Regions from separate parts of the Homo sapiens genome. Here all the other regions are linked to region 5. A link is an interaction called in ENCODE POLR2A ChIA-PET data of the cell type or tissue named here. Cell type or tissue: MCF 10A. All regions are shown on one strand. Region 1 overlaps RNF220 (ring finger protein 220). Region 2 overlaps RNF220 (ring finger protein 220). Region 3 overlaps RNF220 (ring finger protein 220). Region 4 overlaps RNF220 (ring finger protein 220). Region 5 overlaps ERI3 (ERI1 exoribonuclease family member 3).

Region 1 (4,000 bases), 300 kb before region 5:
TGCCTCACTTGACTTTGTGGACACAGATCGAGAACTCTTCATTTTGGCTGCCCTAACTCTTGGAATCTCAGACTTAGGTAGCCTTGACACTCTAGAGCCAGGGCTGGGATGGAGAATGGACGTGAAACATCAGAAAGGCATTGAGCAAAGGACCCTGAGAGTTCTAGAAGTGTAGTAAGGAGCAGTGTGCCAACACAAAGCTTCCTCCCTACCATGCCTACACCAAGGGAATGCCTCCCTGGGGAAGAAGGTGCTGATGATACCACAATGTTCAATGACTAAGGAAACGAATCTCATGGAATGGTCAAGAAAGGCACAATACTGGATGCGCTCCTTGCTCAGGACACACAGGCCAGCAGATGATCCCTTGTTGTCCCTGGAAAGCACCCCAATGGACTGGGCTTCATCTGCAAATTCTCAGAGAAGGAAGGCAGGTTTGGTTTTCACCTTCCCATTCATCTTCTAAATCCTGAATTAAGCTTACCAAAGTGTGGTAGGGAAAGTTCTGTTCTCTATCCAGAGGCTACGTACGAGTAGGAAGAATCAAAGCATTTGCCAAGGAGGTAGCATGGCATGGTTGGAGAAACACGGGCTTTGGTGGGAAACAAACTTCAATTGAATCATGGCTCAGTTACATCCCAGCTGTGTACTTTTAAACAAACCACTTTCACCTCTCAGAGCCTGTTTTCTTATTCACAAAAGGTGTGTAATACTCTTCTCAGAGGCGTTGTGAGAATGGTGCTTAACATGGCGCCAGCCCATCATGAATTTCTCCCTTTTCCAGACTAGGGCTCAGCCTGGCAGCAGAAACCAAGTGATAAGAGCTGGGGATCTTGAACTCCATGGCCTCTCTCACTTACCAGCTGACCCAGAGACCCTAAACCCCTTACAGCCACCCCCCAGATACCACACCCCAGTAAGCACAAAAAGCTAGGATCATTCAATTGTATTCAGCAAACAGGAATGCTCCAGAGGTTTGAATCCAAAAGGGGGGCTGCTAGGTAGTGCATACACGGCCTGCTTTCAGAGAAGGCCTCTAAGAGCTGTCGAGCCCACGCTGATCACCTTTGTGAAATGTGGGCCGACTGATAACTCAAAGAGCCCTGGGATGAGTTAGTTCCTGTTGCCGTGGGAACTCCAGATCTCACTGTATTGTCAAGTCTCAGCAGAGGGGCTGTATTCACACTACTGGGCACTGATTAAAAACTGGAAGAAAAACATTCTCAGCGCCCTGCAGGTTTGTATAGTGAGGTCCCAGCAGTTTGCAAATTCAAAGCTGAGCTCCCGAGTAGAATTGTGTAGCTCGTTCCTCATTCTCCGGCACTTATTGCCCCCCCAGGGTTCTTCAGGGCCTTTAGAGAGGTTTGGGCAAGAGCTGGGCGCCATACCTCCATTAGACAGACGGGGAAACTGAGAGCGGCAGCTTTGGTTTGCACATACTCAGGCGCCGTGACTGCGAAGAAGCCAACGGGCCCCAGAGTCGAAGAGACCCAGGCAAGCCAGGAGCGGCAGGCAGTGAGGGAGGGAGGGAGGAGGCCGGGGGTGGGGCGGAGGGAGGGGCCGGGCAGGACTCACCATTCAGTCGGGTCTGCCGGTTGGCTCGTACTCGCAGAAAGGTCTGGGAGAAGATCGCGGGCAGATGCAAGAAAAGAAAAGAGAGCGTCAGGCGCGGCCTGCAGTCCTGGCCCCCGCCCCAGCACCGGACCCCCGACCAAAGCTGCTCCGCCCCAAACAGCCCGTAAACAAACCTACTTCCTCCCTCCCGCCGGCCCCTCTGCTCCTCCGGCCGCTCCGGGCTCTCGGCATAGCCGCCGGGCGCTGCTCTAACGGGACCCCGTGGCCGCTGCGCGGTGCCGCCCCAGCCCTGGCCTCCGGCGCTCTGGGCCCCACGGCCGCCCGGCCGGCGAGGGCGGCGATGCGGGCGGATTCCCCGTGGCTGCCCGGCGGCGGCGGCACTTCAGCTCCAAGCGGCGGCGGCGGCCATGTTGGCCCTAATCACGTGATCTGCCGCCGTCGCGCGCTGGGGGTGAAAGTTCACAATGCGGCGGGGGCGGCCGGACAGAGACCAGGAAGCTGCCGTTTGTACTCGGGTAGCAACCGGCAGAAGCCTCCCCGGGGTCCCTCCCACCGCCCGTGAAGCCTACCCACCCAATCTTTAGCGGCTGCGAAGTCCTTCCACCCCACTCCACGACCCCTCCCGCTGCGGGGCTCCTTCCGCCCCATCGCCCGGCCCCGGCTCCCGCCTCCTGTGCCTGCCTTTCTCGCGGCTGCCCTTAGGGCAGAGGCATCGCGTTGGGTGCTTTACAGGGGACAAGGCGTCCGAATTCCCTATCGCCTGTGGGCGATCCCCGCCCAACCCCTAGGCCATCCAGTTCTGTTATCAGAGGACTCCCAACATGTCAGCTGTCTGCTGCACGGCCCCTGGAGCTCCCATAGGCACTGCATACCCACACGGCCAACATGGCCAACATGGAACTCAGTATCCTCCAAACAGAGGCCTTCCTCTTGGGTTCCCTGTTCATAAGAGGAAGCCACTATCTACTCAGGTGTGCCCACAGAAGAAAGTTGAGAGTCGTCCTGGACCCCACTTTCTCCATCCCTCACACTCAATCCTTTTCTAGATCCTGAAAGTGTACATTGAAAGGTCGCTAATTTTCTCATCTCCACCTCTGTATCTCCTACTCATCCTTCCAGGTCTAACTGAAAAATAGCTTTGCCTTGTGTAAGAGTACATTCATCTCTGCGCCGTTATCATCGCTTGTGAAGTTTTTATCAGTGGACTGACCACTTCAGGGTTGGGGCCGTGTGTGAATTATTTGGGTGAACCCAGAGCCCAGCATGGCACTGGGCAAAGGCAAGTCAGCCCTGAGTTGTTCTTCCATGGTTGTACCTACCTTGGTTGTCGTTGTGCTCCAGTCATACATAATCTTACGAGCTCTCGAAATTTGCAGCTGTTCCCGTCTCATCTTTTGGTCTCTAGCTTCTCTCTCTGCAACCCATCCTCCACACTACACACAATGTGATCTTTCTATTGGACAAAATTAACCCTCTCCTTCTTTAAATCCTTCAGTGGTTCTCCATCAAGGCATATAGGCCTTCCCTGTCTGCCTTGCCAGACTCTTCTCTCACTCCTATTCTCTCCCTTTACATTCCTGACACTCAGCTTTGCAGAGCTAACTAGCTCTTTGAGCACTCCATGCTCTGCACTCCAGGCCAGAGAGCCTCCATGCCCTCCAGTATCCCTTGCTTGGTTAACTGTTGTTCATCCTTCAGGACTCTGGCAAGACTTAGTTTTGTCCCCCAAGCCTGGGTTTGATGCCTCCTCTGAGTTTTCAGTTCCACTGCTTCTCTTTGATCATGTATATTTTGATTGTTTGTTTACATATCTGTCCCTTGTACTTGGAAGGTCATCTCTAGCCATTTACCCAGCACAGCGTCTTGCATGAAGGAGACACCAGTGGGAACGGGAGAAAGACTTTATGAGATAAGCCCTGAGCCCAGTGATGGGTTGGGAAACAATCTCGGATTTAGGGCCAGACAGACTCAAGTTCAAGTCCTAATTCTGTTACTTACAATTTATGTGTTCTTAGAAGAGTCACCTCTTTCTAGGCCTGTTTCCTTGGTAATAGACTGGGCATGATGAATACAGTTGCTATGAGGTTTAAGTGAGGTAATGATAAAGAGGGTTAGTTAGTCAGCAGGGGCTAAGTAAATGAGAATTCAAACCAGAAACCAAGGCTCATGCCTTTAATCTTAGCACTTTGGAAAGCCAATGCAGGAGGATTGCTTGAGCCCAGGAGTTCAAGACCAGCCTGGGCAATATAGTGAGACCCTGTCTCTATGAAAAACAAAAACAAAACCCCAGAAACCAATACCCCCTGGTTTCAAGGCCTAGCTCAGTGACTTTAAAAATCCGACATAGCTGAACAACTACTACATGCCAGGCCTTGTGTAAAGAGCAAGGGATGGGATACCCAGCTAGTCTCTGGGTTGCTTTCCA
Region 2 (4,000 bases), 160 kb before region 5:
GCAATCTCGGCTCACTGCAACCTCCACCTCCCAGGTTCAAGCAATTCTCCTGCCTCAGTCTCCTGAGTAGCTGGGATTACAGGTGTGTGCCACCATGCTCAGCTAATTTTTGTATTATTATTATTGTTATTATTATTATTATTATTATTATTATTATTATTATTTTAGTAGAGATGGGGTTTCACCATGTTGGCCAGGCTGGTCTCAAACTCCTCACCTCAAGTGATCCATCCTCCTCAGCCTCCCAAAGTGCTGGGATTACAGGTGGGAGCCACCATGCTCGGCCCACGTCCCTACTTTATAACTCAAACAAACAAGGATGCCCAGGGGCTTCTCTCCCTTTATCTCCATCCTAAATTTTGAGACTTTACTCTCAAAACCCAAATTCTGCAAAAGGGTCACAAATCAGGGTATAGTCCTTACTTCTGTTGCAGCAACCACCATTTTATTTTATTTTTTATTTTTTAAAATTATTTATTTATTTATTTATTTATTTATTTTTGAGACAGAGTCTCGATCTGTCACCCAGGCTGGAGTGCAATGGCGCAATCTCAGCTCACTGCAACCTCTGCCTCCCAGGTTCAAGTGATTCTCCTGCTTCAGCCCCTCAAGTAGCTGAGACTACAGGCATGCACCACCATGCCTGGCTAATTTTTCTATTTTTGGTAGAGGCAGGGTTTCACCATGTTGGCCAGGCTGGTCTCGAGCTCCTGATCTCAGATGATCTGCCCGCCTCAGCCTCCCAAAGTGCTGGGATTACAGGTGTGAGCCACCGCACCTGGATGACAATTTTTAAACCGTCCTTCTAATTCTAACACACAACCTGGGCTAAAGCAGTTTGCTGCTGTTAATTGTGTTACTTATAATAATAGTTAACATTTATTGAGCACTTGCTGTTTGCCAGGCATTGTTCTAGGCTTTTTGCATGGATTATCTTATTTATTCCTTAGAACAACCCTAGAGGTGGATAATATTATTGCCAATTTCATTTGGTAGATTGTGAAGATTGACTCCTGGAGACATTGGCTCAACTTCCCAAGTCCACACAGCTAGGAGGTGGTGGTGGAGCTAAGATTTGAACCCAGGCAGTCAAGCTTCCCAGCCCACTCTTAGCCATGAAGCTCCATGGCTTCCCAAGTGGGCTTTACCGTTCAACAGACACATGGACGTGTCATGGAACAGCTCTTCTGGAATGGCCCTAGGTAGGTATTGCTGAAGACTATTCTATACTGTGATGCTTATTTTTCCTAACCAACCATTTTGATAAAAAACCAGCCTGATTTATTTGGCCCTGGGTCCATAGATCAATGTTAATCTGCATGTTGGTTTAAGCTCTCACTAGTAACCTTGGAGAGAGAGAAAAGAAGAAGAAAAATGAGGCCAAAATTCATTTTAAATTTTAAAGTTATTTTTAAAAAGAAAGATGACGGGGGAAGAGAACATATGTCTGTCTCTTGAAAGGAATGAGCCTCTGTCTATTGCCCGTGATTTTCTCTGACTTTGAAGCTCTGGCCCCTGCTGGAGCCTCTGAGCTCTCTCAGCCTATGTGCTCCTGTTAAAGGTGATGAGGACAAAATTGGGACAGGTCGCCCAAAGGCCCCCCCCTTTCACTTTGTTCTGGGCGAATGCTCTTTCTGAACATTCTCAGCTTTAGCTAAGCAAGGAAAGGGCAGCCCCTATTTCATAAGAAGAAAGGAAGACGGTCTGGGAGACTGTTCCTTCCCCAAGTATTCAGAGAGTTGCTGAATAATAGGGAGAAAAGAGTCAGAGAAAGGACAAAAAAATAAAAAAGTAAAAATAAATAAAAAATAAAATGACACAGCATAGCTCTAAGCCCTCTCCTATCAGGTTTTACAGAGGGGCAATAGATTTTCTTCATTGCCAGTCCTGACTTATCACAGCCTTGTTTTTAATGAGGTATAATAAGGGGAACATTTTGTAACAACACGGTTCCCCTATTTTATCCCGCAAACAGCTGTGTCATGCTTGTGGCTGGAAGAATGAATCATATCTCTGCCTGCATATGCTAACTCCCATGTAATTACCCCAGCATCTTAAATAAAGCAGGCCCTAAACCTGTCGCTCACATTACAAGCAAACGGTGCAGACCTCGTAACTGGGGCCTCTATTATTACAATTAATTTATCACAGAAGCGACTGAGATTAGAGGCTAGAATTAAAACCCAGAGCATGGAGAGTCACCGCAGTGACACTGAAAAACAGGCTCTTGAGAGGTGGCTGGCTCCAGCGGCTGCCTGACTAATGCCTTTCCTGGGGAAAAACGGCCTTAGTTGGATTTTGTTTTCTTTATATTTTTCCCACTCGAAGATTTTACTACAGTGATTTCGGTGCCTCTCTTGATTCAAAATGATGTTGGAAAAATTCTACCTGCTACTTAACCAGAACCCTGAGCAGGAGTCACTGTTTTCTCATTCTTACACAACCACTGTCTCTCCATAGGAACAATCCCGGGAGACCTCCCATTTGTTTTTGTTATTAGAAAGGAATTTCTCATGACATCAGTTTGTTTCCTTTCAGGGCGCAGGAGATTGGGGGGAGGGAGAGAATAGTCTAGAGCATTTGCCTCAAATATAAAATGCTGTTTGCATCTCTTCAGGCAGGGGTTTCTCAGCCAGGGTTCCTCAACTGAGCCACAAAGACAGAACAATTACCTAAGCAACTCTTTTCTTTTCTTTGTTTTTTGATGGAGTCTCGATCTGTTGCCCAGGCTAGAGTGCAGTGGCACGATCTCAGCTCACTGTAACCTCCGCCTCCCGGGTTCAAGTGATTCTCAGCCTCCCAAGTAGCTGGGACTACAGGCACGTGCCACCATGCCCAGCTAATTTTTTGTATTTTTACTAGAAATGGGGTTTCATCGTGTTAGCCAGGATGGCCTCGATCTCCTGACCTTGTGATCCACCTGCCTTGGCCTCCCGAAGTGCTGGGATTACAGGCGTGAGCCACCGTGCCCGGCTGTCAGAGCAACTATTTTCTTAGTTCTCCCAAGGATAGTACAACTTGTACATCTAGACTGTACAATCCAGATGCATAGGAGAGAAATTCATTAATTACAGTCAATGGCTTAGGGCATTCGTGCTTACCATGGTTGAAAAAGGTTGAAGAGAGACAATCAGATTGACCCAGTTACAGCAATACCGAGGGACCCCACCTGAGAACCCTCCTCCAGATGTGAGTCAGCTCCCATTCTGTTCAAAACAGTTCTTACTCAGCCCCTGGTGCCCAGCCTCCTTTCGTTCATGGAGTGGCCTCTGCCAGTCCTCCCACCTAAAGCCCCAAGTACGTGCTATGTCTCCAGACACGGCCACAGGGGGATCCTGTGGCTGTTGCCTTCGTACTCACTGGTGCTCAGCAGTCTACTGTCTTTGTCAGTTCTACCCACTGTGCGGCAGTTTGCTATGTGCTCACTTCTTCCTCTTCTTCCTGGGCACACAGCTCGACTGCATTCCCAGCCTCCCTCGCAGTTAGATAGGAATTCCACTCACTGGATCGTAGGTGGAGGTGATGTAAGCCATTTCCCCTGGGCCAATAAAAGTCTCCTACTTGACCCTTCATGCTCTTTTTTTTCTTCTATGCCAGTTACAGCATCCAGCAGGGGGATCCTGAACCCTAGGGGACGGCTCAACCTGAATTCCAAAGGCACCGCTATGTGACTGCCTTCTAAAAAGGATTTGTTGGATGTAGTCATTAGCCTACCCTAATAAACCCTGAAAATGAGATGCCTCGACCCCACCTCAGGAGGCTCTACAGCTTGTGAAGAACAAGGAAGGAAGGAGAACCAGCCCAAGGCTGGGAAACAGTTATTCCCAGATTTTGGAGACATTTCACTGCTTGCCTAGGAAAAGCAAGGGTAAGGGGCTTAGGAGGGCCAAGGCTAGCAGTGAGCCCAGACTCCTGGAAAGGGGGCTCACAGCTTCAGGGGTTTCTCACACACCAGACAAGCTGCATTCTGATACGTTTTGGAAGGCTCAAGGCAGAAAAA
Region 3 (4,000 bases), 96 kb before region 5:
CATTTTGCTCTTGAGACAGACGTAGATAGACATCTTGCATGTACCTATGTGTATGTGAGGGTATGGCATTTATACGGTTACTTTTAGATTACAAAACACATCTGGATTATCTATTTACTCAGCAACCCTGTAGGGTAGGGCAGGGATTATCTACCATCTCCCATTTTATATATGAGGAGCTGGGGCTCAGAGAAACAGAGACTTACCCAGCATCACACGGCTAGTAAATGACAGGCCCAGAGCTTCTGACTGTGCTGTTGCCCTATTGCTGAACCGTTCCTCTATTTCTAGTCACCACCTCCCACTTGTAAACATGCCAGGAGGTGCCCAGTGTTGTGGTGGATCCTGTGTGGCCCTTCAGACTATGTCCAAGTGAGTAGAGCCAGCTGGCAACTCTGCAAACTCAGCAGAAGAAACAGTGATCCTGGGTTCATTTACTTTAACAACAAGTATTTACCAAGCTAGGCACTACGTGAGGGGACACGCTAGATGGAGTCACATAGGGAGACAGACATGGGCCCATGGGAGAGGCACAATTAAGCAAATAATTACAATTTAATGTGATGAGTGTTTTTAAAGGGGGAATTATGTTGGGGGAAAAATACCATCCCCAACTCCATAAGCAAAGTTGACGAGAGCATCCCCTACTGTGCAGGTACCCAAAACCCCCTGAACCTCTCAGAGCAAGCCCCTAGTCACGGCTCACTGAACCTTCTACCCGGTGGCAGCTGCCCCCTGGAAGGGTTAAAGCTTAAAGCAGAAAGCCAATCTGCAGGTGTTGGTGACTAATTCTGACACTGACAGATTCCTCTAACCCTCCAACTTTTATTTCTTTACAAATGAGCATTTGAATGAAAGCTCAAGGGTTGCGGAAGAGGACAGAGGAGGCTGGCAAAGCATACACACCAAACCCTCTCCAGCCCCTTCTCGGCAGAGCAACAGCAGTGAGAAGATAAGCGGGCTGGAGCCCAAGGGGCACCGCAGCGCACACCGGCCTCCCTCACATCTGGCCAAGCACCTCCAGACCCTCCGCTGGGCCACCTCATCATAATAATATTGCACCAAGAAGGGGAGGTCTGGGCACATACAGTCACTTGATCAGCAATAAGACAGGCAGAGGGAGGCAATCCGAGGAGGAGCAGTGGCAGAGGGGGAGCCGGGACAGGTGGACAGATCCTCCCCAAGACAGGAGACTGGATGAGGAAGGTACTGTTTGTGAGCAGATGCTGGGTCTTCACCCTTCCCCTGCCTGCCCAGACTCCTCAGTGGGTTTCCATCCTCTCCTTTCCTCCCCACTAGTCCTCACTCCCCTTTCTGCAAGGCCAAACACCTCGGTGAAACCTTCCCCCGAGACTTTCACCCTAGATGAGTGATTCCTAAACCTTAAGGAAAACAAGAATCACCTAGGATGGCTACTTGCTGAATACACAGTTTTTAGGCTGTATTCCTTGTGATTCTGAAGATGAAGTCTAGTGTGGGCCCTGGGAATCTGCATTATAAATAACATTCTTCACCCCACCCCCATCCCTGTCCCCATCCTCCACTATCACCAGCACAAGTGATCTGAAACAGGCAGTCCTTAGATCACATTCTGGGAAAGCCAGCCTCAGGGATGACTCTCTCTCTCTCTTGAAATCCTAGTGCCCTTACTGTCTGTTATTTTACATTATCATTTCTTTTTCATATATACAGTTTAGCTACTCACCTTAACCATAAGGCTGTCAAGAAGAGGAAGTATCATCTCCTACTTCTTTGATTCCCTTGCAAACAGCACCGAGCACAACGCTCTACACACAGGAGCTCAGGAAATGTTCGTGGATGTAGAGCGATGATGAAGATAAGAGGCCAGGGAAGGAAAACCACAGCGGGGATGGTGGAGTACAGAGGCCCCGCCTGGAAGGAACTGTTTTTAGCATGCCGACGTGTGCCAGGCTAGAACAACGGTTTGCTTCGCTTTCTTTTTTTCCTTCTTCAATACTCTTGGCACTACATGCCTAACCTCCCTCGCGAAAGTCAAGCCTGAGCAATGCACCTCCCAGAGGAAACTTTGCCAAGAAACTCTGCCAAGAATCCCGGGTGCTATGTGGCTTAGTTTAACGGCCAAGCGAGTACTCTAGGCCCTGAGACCTGTCACGTTTCCGGGTAGGGCAAAGGATAGAGCTAAGCCTGAACTTTAGTAAAAAGATGAGGACCCTTAATCTAACTCACTAAACATCAGCAGGGCAATGGCCCTCCTTCATTCAGCAAATATTTCCAGAGTATCTACTCTGTGCCAAGCATGGTTCTGGGTGCTCATGGGTCCTCTGGTGGTTAAGATAGCATATGTTATCAGAAAGCATTTTCTAGTGACATATCTTTAGAAAGTTACTTTAAAAGCAGGACCCTAGATGATGATGAGCCTCAGAGCCACATAAGCACCAAATGGATATTCTCAAGAATGCCTGGTTATAGGATGAAGTGCTATAGACATCCAAGGTCAGGTCTCAGGCCCTGCCAGGGAACAATTCTATTCTCACTTCACTGTGAGCAATCCTTGGCAATTCTGGAGTTCTTTCTTCCACTCTCAGATACTACAGTTTGTCCAAAAAAGCCAACTGCTACCCCTAGCTCCTTTGAATAAATAACTCCTTCTTGATTTTCAGATATCAGCGTAAAGGTCACTTGCTCCAGAAAGCTATCCCTGACTCTTAGACAAGATTAGATGCTCCAACTTCTAAGTCTCATGGCATGTTATATTTCCCCTATGACAGCACTTTTCGCAGCATCCTACAATTGCTAACTAAACTTTGAAGTCCAGTAAGGCAGGGGCTATAATCTATCTTGCACATCAGTCTATTCCCAGTACCTCGCATGGTGCCTGGAACAATGTAGGTATGCAGTAAATACAGCTGAATGATTAAACCAATGAGTGCATCACATTTGACCAATGATATGGCAACTGAGTCATGTCTCACATACTCTGCGACAGTTTTATCCACTGCCACCAACAAACAGCTAAGATGAAGCAGTACTATTCCTTCTGTGGGACCAGTATCTTATGGAGGTAAAACTGGGGCTCACAGCAGCACCCCAGTACAGACTCCAGGAGGCACTTCCCACGATCAAAGATGGATTCAATACTACAGAGTCAATATAATGTCCTCAAGAGCCTGAGAGCTATTCTGGCCATGAGCAACAGACTTGAGTTTCTTACAAGTCACTCAACTTCTCATAGGCTCAGCTTTCTCATGAAGAGGACAGTGGGTACTTCAGCAGCAGGCACTCACTTTAAATAAAGAAGAAATGACAATAAAAATCTCCCCATACCATGATGGTAAGTTAGAAGGAGAAGGCAGCATTTGCAATGAAGCATCTCTGTGGTTAGGAAAGGGTTAAACCCATGTCTGGGTTCTTTTCCCCGTAAATCAGCCTTGACTGCTGCTCAGTCTGAATGAAGCCCCACCAGGTTGGCCTGTCAGGAAGGAAGCCCATGCGTCCAGACTTTTGTTGTTCTAAGGATTTTTTTTTTTAATTTTACTGCTCAGGAAGGAAGCTGAAGCCTAGGCCCTAACTGCAGTCCTGCTGATTCCTCAGCCGAGCATGCGCCACTGCCCTTACCACTCCAGCGACCTCTCAGACTCCGCTCCTTTTCTAGAATTCCTTCTGAACCATGATTTTGGCATTTGGACCTAAATCCCAGACTTTCTCCTTCAAGAACCAAAAATTAAGAACATTCAGCATTTCCCTTCCTACCTAGTACACACCTTTGTGACTATATGTGGGAAGGGCTGAGGACAGAGAGGGAGGAGAATTGGGTGCTGCATGACCTTCAGTGACACTTTACTTCCAAAGGTGAGCTGAACCCTTCCTTTAAATGGAGCCATGAAGGAGTTGATAGAGACTGAGGTATCAGATGATTGGCTGCCAACAGCTATTTCTGCTACAAACATGTGTGGGCATGAGGCTCTTCAAATATGAGCTACTCTATTTAAATAACAGACTCAAATCCGAGGTCCTCAGG
Region 4 (4,000 bases), 230 kb before region 5:
AAAACTTAAAGTAAATAAATACATAAATTGGTACGTTCAGTATAGCTGGAATTTAGGGTATGCATAGAGGCCATAGGAACTGAGACTGGGCAGGTAGGTGGGGTCAGATCATACAAAGTTGAAAGCCGGGTGGAGTGGCTCACCCCTGTAATCCCAGCACTTTGGGAGGCCAAGGCAGGAGAATCGCTTGAGTCCAGGAGTTCGAGACATTCCTGAACAACAAAGTGAGATCCTGTCTCTACAAAATGTCAAAAACTTAGCTAGGCGTGGTGTCGTGTGCCTGTGGTTCCAACTACACAGGAGGTTGAGGTAGGAGAATGGCCTGAGCCCAGGAGGTGGAGGCTGCAGTGAGCTGTGTTATGCCACTGCACTCCAGCCTGGGCAACAGAGTGAGACCCTGTCTCAAAAAAGAGTTTGAGTGCTATGCTAAGGAGACTGGAGTTGATCCTATAGGCAAAAATGAGCCATTGAAGAAAGTTAAGCAAGGGGTAAGACATGACTGGATTTACATGCTAGAAATATCACTCTTGAAACAGTGTGGAGGAGGAATTAAGGAATCAGAATTGTGGGCAGGGAGACTAGTAAGGAAGCTATTGCAAAAATCTAAGAGGAGGGACAAAGACAGGTCTGAACTAGAACAACCAAGCAGTGGAGATAAAAAGGAAGAGACCAAAAAACGAGTGAAAAGGTGGGTGGTGAAGGTGAGCTGGGAGGGCCGTTGCCTTCTACCTGCTTGCTATGAAATTCCAGCTGGAACTCAGACTGGCTCCCCACCTGGCTGCATGCAAGGAACTGCTCTGATGCAGGGCACTGGGTTCCCAAGCCCCACAGGTTTGCTTCAGATGATTTCTAGGGAAAGGGTAGATCTTCCTGACCCTCCATTCTCTTCTCAGCTGATTCCAAGTCCCAGATCAATGGGATCCCCTTCAGCCCAACTGTTTCCTGTCCTTGGGTCTGACATTGGAGCTTTTTTCTCCAGGACAGAGAGCTTTATTGAGTATGAATACATCAGAGAGCACAATCTTGAAATTCCTGCCAGGATTCCTATTCTGTCTCAGCTTGGGATCCAGTTCTAGGCTAGGGGAGTAAGACAGCAAAGGAGTAAGGGTAGGCGAGAAGGACATGTCCTAAGCAGTGGCAAGCATTCCTCAATTTTTTTGCCCAAGTCCCTCCTCAATGCCTACCAGGCTGCCAGCTCCCAAATTCTGGGCTTTGCCTCTTTAATGGCTCTTGCTCTCTGTCCTGGGTGAAGCCTGAGTGGATAAGAAGACCCAGCCCTCCTCATCTCCATCCTTCCTCCATTCCTGGGGGCAGGGGCCAGAGAGATATCTGTTCGCTTCTGCAGATACACACATCACCCTTCTCCATTCTGTTCTGTGCCCTGAAAGCTGATTTCTGTCTTCTGCCCCAACAACCAAGCTTGCTTGCCTTCAGGATTCCTATGGGGTTTGACACATGGAGGACATTAGAGAACGAGAGGAGAGAAGCAGTTGGGGTGAGTATTGCCCTGGCTCCTTCTCTGCCAGCCAAGGGTTAGCATTCCTTTCCTGAAAGTCACAGCTCCTCCTGCAGCCGTGGTCATAGCCGCAGTTCTTCCTGGGTGCTGGTATATGCTCCTTCAATCCCAGGGGTAGTAACAGCTCCCCTGTCGTTGCTAGCTCTGAAGTACTTCACCTTCTCTTTATAAATCGTCCTTTCCTTAAACTTTCCTTTGTTACCCCATTCGTGGGCCTCTGTTTCTTGCTAGAACACTGACTAGTATAGCAGGCATTCTCAGAGATGGGACACTAACTGGACCATATATTTATTCCAGAAAGTTTTCATCAGTCTTATCCTACTTTGTCTACCATGAGTCTTTCAATACTAAGTGCCTCCTCCTGTTGATGGGCAGAGTGTAGAGAAACCAAACAGCAATTGAATCCCACGCCCTTGGCCTAGGCAGCTTCTCATAGCCACTAGGGGTTCATTTCTACAGGTTTGCAGAGAGTACAACAATGAAAAAGAAGTCATCTCGTTTTTAGTGAGAGAGAAACTGAGACTCAGAGAATGTCAGGACTGGGTAGCTGGATGCCATGAAGCATTCATTCATTCATTCATTCATTCATTCATTCATTCATTCTTATACTCAGCAAATATTTGTAGGGCACTTATCATGTTCAAGATACTATGCTAGTCACCATGGATACCACAAGCAATAAACAAAATATAATCCTGATGTCACTAAGAACACAATTTTGTTGGAGAGACCGACAAGCAGGGAGGCAATTACAAGAAGATAACCTTATTAGAAGAGTGGGTATGAGGAGTGCTGTGGAAATACACAAAAGTGGCACCTATCCTACTCTTGTGGGGTGGACAGAAGAAAGCTTCCCAGAGGAAATGAGTCTAAGCTAAGATCTGAAGGAAATCTTGGAGTTGACAGGGGGAGGAAGAGATAGGGAGAAGAAGAAGGGAACAGTATGTGCAAAGAGAGGAGCTGGAACACAGTGCCTTGGGAAAAGGAAAGTAACTCAGCACGGCTGGAATTTGTAGCTCAAGGCGGGGCGTGGTGAGAGATTAGGCTGGAAAAGTGGTAGAGATCAGATGACATGTGGTCTTCTAGGCTGCATTAAGAAGTTTAGAGGCCGGGCGCAGTGGCTCACGCCTGTAATCCCAGCACTTTGGGAGGCCAAGGCGGGCGGATCACGAGGTCAAGAGATCGAGGCCATCCTGGCTAACAAGGTGAAACCCCGTCTCCACTAAATATACAAAAATTAGCCGGGCGTGGTGGCGGGTGCCCGTAGTCCCAGCTACTCGGGAGGCTGAGGCAGGAGAATGGCGTGAACCCGGGAGGCGGAGCTTGCAGGGAGCCGAGATTGCGCAACTGCACTCCAGCCTGGGTGACAGAGCAAGACTCTGTCTCAAAAAAAAAAAAAAAAAAAAAAGAAGAAGTTTAGAATAGCAGGGAGCCATTGATGGGTTTTTGTTGTTGTTGTTGTTTGTCTGTTTGTTTTTTGAGACAAGGTCTTGCTCTGTTGCCCAGGCTGGAGCGCAGTGGCACAATCATGGCTCACTGCAGACTTGACCTCCGAGGCTCCTACCTCAGCCTGCCAAGTATCTGGGACTTGTATGTGCTGCCACATCTGGCTAGCTTTTTCTATTTTTTTTGTAGAGGTGGGGTCTCACTCCTGTTGCCCAGGCTGGTCTTGAACTCCTAGGCTCAAGCAATCCTCCCAAAGTGCTGGACTTACAGGCACGAGCCGCCACACCCAGCAGGAGTTTCATTTTCATTCATGATGGACACATCTGAGACAGCCTAAAGGAGGCCATTGTGAGGATCTGGAGTTTTCCTGCTCACAAGTTCTGAGCCTGCTGCGGAGCCTTTTTGAAATAGTCTTAGATGAGGCTTATAGGACCCAACCAAGTAGCCTCTATACTCCAGTTTCAGTAGCCTGCTGTCCACGGTTTGGTGGCATATACCAGGCACTAGAGGGGCAATGGCTTCCACTGGCACACATCAAATGACTTCCAGCTTGGAGTCAGGCCCTCAGAGGAGGTGGCTGCCAACCATGCCCCATAAGGAGGTAAAAATGGAGGTATGTGTTAGGAGGAGACTAGATCTAAAGCATAGCTTGTGGGAATGGGAGCTTGAGGTGTTCAGTTTATGCAGCAGGCAAGTTGGGGAGCAGAGCTGAAGGATTCTGAGTGAAGAAGTGCGTGGTAAAATCTCAGTCTTAGGATGTATAACCTAGTGATTATTAACAAGGTGAATTGGAGGTGGGGAGACCAATGGGAGGTTGCTACCATAATGCAGAAAGATTTTTTTTCCCCTTTGGCTAATCAAATTAGTAAAGATTTAAAAATTGATAATGTGGATGATGGTTTAAGAAAATGGGTATAATCATTCATTGATGATGAGATTGTGAATTGGTATAACCTTTCTAGAAAGCAGTCTATCAATACGTATCAACAGCTTTTTAAAAGTTTATACCTTTTGACCCAATAATTTCTTTTCTAGGAC
Region 5 (4,000 bases):
GTAGATAGGATAATAACTGGCTAGAAAGCTTGGAATCTTGCTCTCTAAAAGTGTGATAAAACTGAGAGCCATGATTTGAGATTGCATTGTCTGGAAATGCAGGGACATGTCTGCGTTGTTCACAACACTAGCGGCATTTTAAAGGCCAGCTGGTCAACTGAACGGGATTGGTAGTTACAGATGGGTGGGTAGGGCTGATGAGTGAGATGAAACATGGCATTTTGATCAGGTCTACTTTCACTGGAAAGGTAATGTGACTAGAGAAACAATGTCGGGGGCAGACCTGAAAGGAAATTCATGGTTGATGGTGTTGAATGTGGTGGCTGGTGAGGATAGCAAGGAGTCCCCAAGTAGGTGCCTTAGGATATGCAGGAATTCTGTGATCCTGCTCCAAATTTGTGGCCAGGGTTGGAGAGGCCTTTCTCAGGACCAGAGGCAGTTAGATAGACCAGATAAGCTCCTGGCTTGTGTCTGTAATGAGCGGTCTTCTCATAGGAGAGGTACCCAGTCCTGCTTTTTGGTTCATCTGGACAGAGGAAGGTTTTTTTCTGGAGGGCTGAGACAATAGTGTGCTGAGCACTCTGAGGGTAGCTGATGCCCTGGTCTTGACAGTATTCCTAAAGGAAGCAGGCACTGCCATGACAAGAAGACTTTTTGCTAGCTCCCTGACAGAGATGTGCCAGTCTACTCTGTGAAGTTCTTGGATGTGACAGGCCTGTTTTTCTGCCCTAGCTCTTGGCAGCAAGGAGGATGAAATGTCTGGTGATAAGAGCTAGCGATGGTTAGCAGACTTAGAGGGCTTGACTCGGGTGCTTAAAGTGGGTCAAGTAAGGGTTTGCTCTGAGAAGGGAGCTGAGAGCCATGGGCTCTGATTCTCATTTGGTCAGTACCTCAGCGATAAGGAGTTAGTCACATAAATGTTCTAGACTACACCTTTGCTGTTTAAATTGTGGTCTGAGAACCAGCAGCATCCTCATCACCTGGGAGCTTGTTAGAAATGCAGAATGTCATGCCGGCCCTACTGAAATAGAATATACTGAAATATAATCTGAATATACTAAATATACTGAAATAGAACCTGCAATCTGACACATTCCTCAGGTCATTTGAAGTCTGAGAAACACTGCTGTAGTCTGGACCAGCGGTTCTCAAACTTCAGACTTCAGCGAGCGTCAGAGTCACCTGGAGGGCTGTTAAAACCAAGGCTGTTGGCCCCATCCCCAGGGCTTCTGATTCTGAAAGGCAAGGGTGGAGGCCAGAAATTTGCATTTCTAACAAGTTCTCAAGTGATGGGACTGGTTTGACAACAGCTGACCCTCTTAGCTTTCTCATCTGCAAAACAGGGGAGTGATTCCTGCCTGCTTACGGAGATGTGGGATCATATGGGACAGTGTGTGAGAAATGTGTTCAGTGCATTGCGGGGGTGGGGGGCGGGTATCCGTTTGTGTATTGCTTGCTTACTAGTCAGTGAATTTTTAAAAATCTATTGTCATGCCAGCACAACTGTTTACCTTCCTGGCTGCTGGCCATCATTTGTGGGCAGAGAACAGGGAATCTATGAACCACCCCACAGGCATGCAGTATTCTGTGAAGAGATCAGCAGTCCCTGGGGCTATGGATGGGGATTATTGAGCAAGGCCTCCTGTAGCCCAGCCAGCTTCCCTGGCTCCTGGCCAAGTAGTCTGACCAGAATTCTCAGTCTGCCTGAGTGGGCCTGGTCCTGTCTTGATCACTTGTTACTCACCGCCATTTCTTCACCCCCAGCTAGTGTATCTTAAGGCAATATTTGAATTGGTTTGAAAAATGGTCTTTGTCTAACCAAGCCTCTGATTCATCTTGTGATCCTGAGCAAGACACATGCCTTTCCTCCACTTTGTTGGGTGACTGATGGAACAGGCTTTGGCTGCATGTGCCCAAGTCCCAGAATGTGGACTCTGGACCTTCAAAGTGAGGGAAGCTGAGGTAGACGCTGTTCTGATGAGAATCAGTAGAGCATAGTAGTTAAAAGCATAGATTCCAAAACTGGACTGTCTGGATTTGAGTCTTGACTACCTACTGGTAGTCTGACCTTGGGCAAGTTGCTTGCACTCTTTATGCCTCAGTTGCCTTATTGGCAAAGTGGGGTTAATAATAGTACCAATCTTATAGGACTGATGGGAGGATAAACTGAGTTAAACATATTAAGTGCTCAAAACAGTGTTTGATATGTAATGGCTTATAGGTATTAGCTCTTATTAGTAGAACTAGTACTAGTATTATTCTGATCCACAACCTCCTAATAAGCTGTTGAGATACAGCAGGTGACTGGGAGGCAGGCCCTGCTTCTCTGGGAAACACAGAGAGATCAGGCCCTCTTATCAACATACTGATAGAACCAGAGTACTATCCAGAGAGATTTTTTTGGGCTTGGCACCCTTCCATTTCTAGGCCCTTCCTTAGTGATGCCTCCAGGGGACCTCTCTAGCACATAACCTGAGATTTGTTTAAATTAATTTCATGACAAATGTGTGTCTACAGGTAGCTACAAACAAATCATTTGGTTGTTTGGTGCCCTTGAAGGGTCAGCTTCACAGAAGCCACTAATATCTGAAGTTATTTACAATTGAATATGTAAAAATGTTTGAACTGTGGCTGTTTCTGAGTCATGTACATACAGAGGGAGACACAGGTGTGCACACCTCAGGTGAGGATGTGGTTTCTAAGACTTGGTCTCCTTCATTTATTGGTATTATGTTTTTGAAAAATTCAGATTTCAATAAGGGTAAATTATAATTCACTTTGCACCCATACTCTCCTCAAATAAAGAATAGCAGTGTCTATTTTCAGCCTCTTTTCTATATTTTAATTGCTTTGGGGTCTATGGAGATGGGGAGAGGGGGACATGTAGGTGAAAAATCAGCCTTTTAAAGCTCCGATTTTTTACCCTTCCTTGTCCTGAAACTTCGAGCATCAGCTCTCATCTGTCAAAGTGTAAATCAGCAATTAAAACCCAAACAGCCAAATGCCAAAGATGACCCGAAGCACAAAGCAACTGACAAACAAGTCCGGACAAATCGACGGGTAATTTATAAGCTTTGCCCTAAAATCTAATTATTTGGCAATTCGAATTTGCAGCCAGCCAGGGCTTGGCAATAAATTTAACCCGCCATAAATTATTTAGGAGCAGACTGTGGTGTAAATCAAAACCACGAGTGTTTGTTTAAGAAATAAGCTCCTTGTGCATAAAATGTCTTTTTTTTTTCCAAGGGAGAAACTGTTATTGCAAACCATACCCCATTGCCCAGTGTAGCCCTCACTTCTCCCATCCAACTTACCCTCTTCCCTGTGGCCAGGAGGCTTCTTGATCCTTGGAGAAAGGGCCCGTCTTTGCATGAGACTTTTATCCAAAACTAAATATTTGGGTAAAACCCACATGTTTTCCAGGGACTGCATTTTCTACCTTGTGGTATGTGTTGCTTTTAGATTTTATCAAACCTTTCAGTGCAGGGACACACACTTTTTGGAATTTTCTTCCGAGGGTTGAAGGAATAGATTAGTTGTTTTGAAGGAAAGCCAGTTCCTTCTTCCTAGGTTGGGAGGGGGAAGCCATGAAAAATGATCTGCTCATTCTCTTATTTCAGATAGGACATAGAAACATCAGCTCAGGCAGAGGAGAATCTATGCTTAGGAAAAAAGGGCTAGAATGCTACTCTATTAAACCCTCTGGGCTGGGTGCAGTGGCTCTGGCCTGTAATCCCAGCACTTTGGGAGGCCAAGGCAGACAGATCTCTTGAGGCCAGGAGTTTGAGACCCACCTGGCCAACGTGGCAAAACCCTGTCTTTAGTAAAAACACAAAAATTAGCTGGGCATGGTAATCCCAGCTACTTGGGAGGCTGAGGCATGAGAATCACTTGAACCTGGGAGGCGGAGGTTGCAGTGAGCCGAGATCATGCCACCGTACTCCAGCCTGGGTGACAGAGCGAAATCCTGTCTCAAAAACAAACAAAAAAACAGAATTTA

Evidence for each region. Peaks named below come from ENCODE experiments on the same cell type or tissue, not always from the same donor. Only the 100,000 strongest peaks of a DNase experiment are listed, where the experiment ranks them.
Region 1: POLR2A ChIA-PET joins it to region 5 with 13 read pairs; 7 of 35 experiments call an interaction of 5 or more read pairs at or near these places.
Region 2: POLR2A ChIA-PET joins it to region 5 with 13 read pairs; 4 of 35 experiments call an interaction of 5 or more read pairs at or near these places.
Region 3: POLR2A ChIA-PET joins it to region 5 with 26 read pairs; 2 of 35 experiments call an interaction of 5 or more read pairs at or near these places.
Region 4: POLR2A ChIA-PET joins it to region 5 with 66 read pairs; 3 of 35 experiments call an interaction of 5 or more read pairs at or near these places.

The regions. Positions count from the first base shown.
Region 1 is chr1:44,629,961-44,633,960 of GRCh38, reverse strand. RNF220 (ring finger protein 220) reads right to left here. Exons shown (of 15, transcript NM_018150.4): 6 at 1,576-1,618. Among named protein-coding and RNA genes, the nearest start is that of SNORD145, 39 kb to the left of the region's middle. RefSeq lists enhancers at 648-1,195, 1,265-1,354, 1,965-2,054, 1,745-2,292, 2,385-2,484 and a silencer at 1,625-1,934. In MCF 10A, no CTCF peak of the experiment used is centred here; DNase peaks (open chromatin) are centred at 1,630 and 2,010.
Region 2 is chr1:44,483,837-44,487,836 of GRCh38, reverse strand. The region is part of intron 2 of RNF220 (ring finger protein 220); the gene reads right to left. Among named protein-coding and RNA genes, the nearest start is that of MIR5584, 60 kb to the left of the region's middle. RefSeq lists enhancers at 2,567-3,445, 3,446-4,000. In MCF 10A, no CTCF peak of the experiment used is centred here; DNase peaks (open chromatin) are centred at 1,996, 2,476, 3,236 and 3,496.
Region 3 is chr1:44,421,845-44,425,844 of GRCh38, reverse strand. The region is part of intron 2 of RNF220 (ring finger protein 220); the gene reads right to left. Among named protein-coding and RNA genes, the nearest start is that of RNF220, 19 kb to the right of the region's middle. In MCF 10A, no CTCF peak of the experiment used is centred here; a DNase peak (open chromatin) is centred at 2,044.
Region 4 is chr1:44,551,491-44,555,490 of GRCh38, reverse strand. The region is part of intron 2 of RNF220 (ring finger protein 220); the gene reads right to left. Among named protein-coding and RNA genes, the nearest start is that of MIR5584, 8.0 kb to the right of the region's middle. In MCF 10A, no CTCF peak of the experiment used is centred here; DNase peaks (open chromatin) are centred at 620, 1,550 and 2,520.
Region 5 is chr1:44,325,654-44,329,653 of GRCh38, reverse strand. The region is part of intron 3 of ERI3 (ERI1 exoribonuclease family member 3); the gene reads left to right. Among named protein-coding and RNA genes, the nearest start is that of ERI3, 28 kb to the left of the region's middle. In MCF 10A, no CTCF peak of the experiment used is centred here; a DNase peak (open chromatin) is centred at 1,613.